Regions from separate parts of the Homo sapiens genome. Here region 2 is linked to region 1. Evidence: read pairs that join two places in POLR2A ChIA-PET (ENCODE). Cell type or tissue: PC-9. All regions are shown on one strand.

Region 1 (2,500 bases):
CTTTCATCTGGGGAGAGGGTAGAAGTCAGGATGACATTTAGGTCACTCCAGGTTAAATTGTAGGACAGAGTTAGATATCGGAATTCCTGTATATGTTTAGTGGGGTCTGATGAGAAACAGCCTAAACGCTGACTGATCTGTGAGGTCTGATAGAGAAAAAGGTACATGTACCCTGACTATGCCTTCAGCTCCAGCCACTTCTTTAAGAGGAAATTTGGGTAGGTAAAGGAAAATTATAGTAAAGGGAGGGGGTTGTTCTCTGGCTGGCAGGAGTGGGGGTCACAAGGTGCTCAGTAGGGGAGCTTTTGAGCCAGGATGAGCCAGGAGAAGGAATTTCACAGGATAATGTCATCAGTTAAGGCAGTAACAAGCCATTTTCACTTCTTTTGTGGTGGAATGTCATCAGTTAAGGCAGGAACGGGCCATCTGGATGTGTACGTGCAGGTCACAGGGGATATGATGGCTTAGCTTGGGCTCACAGGCCTGACACCCAGGAGGCAGAGGTTGCAGTGAGTCGAGATCGAGCCATTGCACTCCAGCCTGGGCAACAAGAGTGAAACTGCGTCTTAAAAAAAAAAACAAAAAAACAAAAAAACAATATGTCCTTAGAGTACAGAATTTAAGGCGGTGGAGCCTGCTTGCCCAAAATGGTGGGAGGATAATGAGAGGTATAAAAGAACTCTAAATCAAAGAAAATGACCAAGGTGAGTCTCAATCATTTTAGAGGTTTATTTGCCAAGGTTGAAGACGCACTCAGGTTTATTTTGCCAAGGTTGAAGACGCACTCAGGGGGAATAAAGAACACAAAACCATGGGAACATCTGTGATCTGCGCTTTTTCCAAAAAGGGTCTGGAGATGTCAATATTTAATGGAGAAAGAGTGGCAGTGGGGGAAAGAGGAAAGAAAAAATGGGCGGGTAGATAAAAGGAGAGCAGTTGCATTCTTTTGAGACTTTGATCAGCTTTCACTGAATGCACATTTTACATGTGAAAGGAGGAGGTAGAAGGCCAGTCCATTATGCATTTGTCTCAGTGAATCTGCAGTTTTACATTAGATAAAGTAATCACAGGGTACAGGAAGCAGCCAAACGTGCATTTGTCTCTAGTGAGTGGAGGGAGGATCTAGTCCTGTCTTTGTCCTTTACCTATGAAGATGAGCTGTGAATTTACATTGTCAGGGTGAAATTCAACAGAACTGTTATAGGCTAAAGATCTAGGGACCTACAAGGAATTTCCTGATGGGCAAATCATGTGGAAGGTCCCCTAGGGAGGTTTGTGGCCTTTTATCTTTGTAGCTATCTACTTAGGAACAAAAGGAAGGCAGTCTTTGCATGACTCAGTTCCCAAGCTTTTCCCTTTGACTTAATGAGTTTGGGGCCCAGAGATTTTTATTTTCCTTTCACAGAACAAAAAGGAGATGTAACCACCCTTACAATGTCACTGAGGACTAGTTCTGGATCGGTAAGCTAAATTTACAACTGCAGGTAGCTACAGTGGAAATTTCTGTCTCAGGCTGGGCTCAGAGTAGCAGCAACCTAGGTTTTTCTGAGTCAGCCCTGCAGGGCAGAGGTCTCCTTGTAACCCACCTCTGACATATACATCCTAGCCTCTTCGTCCTGCTTCCCCAACGAGGCCTTTCAGCCAGATCTGAGATTGTGACACAGATTCTGATTCTTGCATTAATCTCTGGTCATTTTTAGTAGCTCGTTTGTTGACTCAGCTCCAGAGCCGCTCAGCCTCTGTCCTCACTCCCTCTTCCCATACTTAGCCTGGGCTTTCCCCACCATGGATGGCCTCAGCCTATGCTGTTTTCAGCTTCATTTCTCCAAGGTCACTGTGATATTGTGAAGTATATGTTCAACCTCGTTTTTTGGCATACAACTCCTAAAATTCTTAAAATCTCCAAAGTGATGTCTTTTTTATGCTAATGAATCAGCTGGTGGCTGGCAGCCCCTAGGTAGCTTCAGGATGGGGCTGGTCACTGGAAAGAACAAGGCATGATTAGAGGGTTGGGACTTTCAGCCCCATCCCCTAACCTCCCTGGAGAGGAGAGGGCCTGAAGGTTAAGTTGATCACCAGTGGCCAATGATTTAATTAATCAGGCCTACAAAATGAAGCCTCCATAAAAAACTAACCCAAAAGGACCAGGTTTGGAGACCTTTAGGTAACGGAACATATAGAGGCTACTGGGGGTGGGGCATGTCCTGGGAGGGCATGGACCCCTTGCCCATACCTCACTCTAGGCACCTCTTCATCTGTAACCTTTGTAATAGCCTTTATAATAAACTGGGAAATGTAAGTAAGCATTTCCCTGAGTTCTGTGAGCTGCTCTGGCAAATTAATTGAACCCAAGGAGGAGACCCTGGAATCCCGGATTTATGGCCAGTTGGTCAGAGGCACAGGTAAGACAGCCTGGCACTTGCAGTTGGCATCTGAAGGTGGTGGGGAGAGCCTGGGGGACTGAGCCCTCAGCCTGTGGGATCTGACATTATCTGCTGGT
Region 2 (2,500 bases), 530 kb before region 1:
AGTGATTTTCAGCGGCAGCTGAAGGCTGGTGAGTCAGAGCCACAATGTTTCAGATCCAGGGCTTTGCGCAGAAGCTGGATATGGAGGAGATGAAATGGAAGTTGTGTGAGGATGTGATCTCCTCCATATGGAACTTCCTCATCTACATGGCCCTGCTGCAAATCATTCCTTTTATCTTAAAGAAATTACACAGCATATGAATATTGAGTATCATATGTGAATGTATAATATGCAGAACCTGGTTACAGTTTCTACAACTCTCTGCAAGCAAATAGGCCCAGAAAACTGTAAGAGACTCTTTAATGGTTGGGTATAAAAATTCTGCTTCTTAAGAACAAGTTTGGCTCAGCTAAACTTGTTCTCAGCCAAAATATAAAACTAATTATAGCTAAAATATGAAACTATTGAGAAGTATGAAAAGACATCTTGTGGTCAGGGTGTGCTGTTGTGCTTGTGACATTTGGCCTCTGTCAATGTTGGTATAATTGTAAATAATGTCAAACTCCATTTTCTAGCATGTATTAATAATAATTAAGGGAACTATGTCTGAAATGGCACTTTTTTTTAAAAGAAAACAAGTTTTATTTTTATCACCAGAACATTCTGATAAAAATATTATGAGATTAGCTACCTTTATTCTCTGGGCCTTGACTGTCCGAGGCCTGCCCTAGAGCGCCTGCACGCTCAGCTCCCTGAGGTAGGTCTGGAGGGAGAGCCCCCACTGCCGCCTGCCCTCGGCCAGGATACCTCTCACCTCATGTCCCCTCCTCCAGACCCCCACAGTCCTGGATGCCCCATAGCAGCCCTACCACGGCTGGCAGAACTGTGAAATGGCACTGTTTTGTCAGACATTTCTGTTTACCTTTTTACTTCTGTACGAAGTGTATTTGTGGAGTCCCTTACAACCAGTCGTGTTTTATGGAAGTCAGCACACAACCACAATGCTATTTAAACACAGGATTATTAGTCTGTTTTTTTTTTTTTTTTTTTTTAAACAGAGTCTCACTCTGTTGCCCAGGCTGGAGTGCAGTGGCGTGATCTCGGATCTTGGCTCACTGGAACTTCCGCCTCCTGGGTTCAACTGATTCTCCTGCCTCAGTACAGGTGTATGCCACCACACCTGGCTAATTTTTGTATTTTTAGTAGAGACAGGGTTTCATCATGTTGGCCAGGATGGTCTCAATCTCTTGACCTTGTGATCTGCCCACCTCGGCCTCCCAGAGTGCTGGGATTACATGCGTGAGCCACCACGCCTGGCCTAGTCTGTTTTTAATGAACATACCAATTAAGAAAAAAAGTGTTTTTCTGTTTCATTATTCCTTGACTAATTGGAATTCTGTAAGGAAGAGCTGTCTCTCTAATATTTATTCCTTTAATTATGTATTTATCAGTATAGGTTTCTGGATATCGACTTTATCCTGTGGGTTATAATTTTGTTGCTCAAATTGTTTCCTCTTTGGTCATTGGTTGCTCCTTGAAGGAGTTCCAGTGTGCTTTTGAGAAATCTCATCCTTTTTTGAGCATTTCCTTATTTTTTGGCATTTCAAGACACTCCAGGCACTTTTTATTGTATATTCCCTGCCCCAGCTCTGGAATCAGCCACTTCTCCGTGGATTCTTGGTTCTTTTTATTGAAGAGTGGTATTTTGAAACCAAGATCTAGACACTAGATGTATTCATTGCCACAGAGGTGTCAATGCTTTCAGGCCATTTAAGCAAACACAGCTAGAAGTAAATGCATGTATACTAATCCATGCATATTCACATTGATATTTATCCCTCTATTTATATTTATATTTAAAAAACGCGAGTTTATACTGATACCTTCATAAATCCAACACCATAGGGTTTATTCTAGCCTTTTCCCTTTCTTTTCTTGTAATCTTTTAAAAGTTATTATTGTGGGCTGGGCACGGTGGCTCATGCCTGTAATCCCAGCACTTTGAGAGGCCGAGGCGGGAGGATCACAAGGTCAGGAGATCAAGACCATCCTGGCCAACATGGTGAAACCCCGTCTCTACTAAAAATATAAAAAATTAGCTGGGCGTGGTGGCACATGCCTGTAATCCCAGCTACTCGGGAGGCTGAGGCAGGAGAATGGCGTGAACCCGGGAGGCAGAGCTTGCAGTGAGCCGAGATCCCACCACTGCACTCCATCCTGGGCGACTGAGCGAGACTTTGTCTCATAACAATAATTTTCTTTTTTTTTTTTTTTTTAACTGATCCATGTTGTCTCTTCTTCTGTTCAGAAGTTTAGCTTTGTGTTGTATTAGTAAAATATACACCCAGTCATTTCCTTTGTAAACATCAAATCATTTCTATGTTCTTCTTTTCAAAGCTTGGAGTTATGAAAGTATAAAATTCAAGCTCATTAAGCACGTAAACTTTAAGATACATTTTAAGAAGCATAAAATACAGAATTTCTGAGTGGTTTCTTCACAATATCTTCAGTGGATATTTGCCCCTAAAATCACTTTTTATAAGAACAATAAAGAGAACAG

The links. Peaks named below come from ENCODE experiments on the same cell type or tissue, not always from the same donor. Only the 100,000 strongest peaks of a DNase experiment are listed, where the experiment ranks them.
Region 2: POLR2A ChIA-PET joins it to region 1 with 5 read pairs; 2 of 35 experiments call an interaction of 5 or more read pairs at or near these places.

What each region holds. Positions count from the first base shown.
Region 1 is chr6:3,165,017-3,167,516 of GRCh38, reverse strand. No RefSeq gene overlaps it. Among named protein-coding and RNA genes, the nearest start is that of TUBB2A, 8.7 kb to the right of the region's middle. RefSeq lists enhancers at 1-579, 580-1,179, 1,180-1,778 and a silencer at 928-1,222. In PC-9, no CTCF peak of the experiment used is centred here; DNase peaks (open chromatin) are centred at 1,326 and 1,636; H3K4me3 peaks cover 888 bases; H3K27ac peaks cover 2,460 bases.
Region 2 is chr6:3,691,620-3,694,119 of GRCh38, reverse strand. All of the region lies in intron 1 of LOC100507336 (a long non-coding RNA gene), which reads left to right. It also overlaps the pseudogene TOMM5P1. Among named protein-coding and RNA genes, the nearest start is that of PXDC1, 59 kb to the left of the region's middle. In PC-9, no CTCF peak of the experiment used is centred here; no DNase peak of the experiment used is centred here.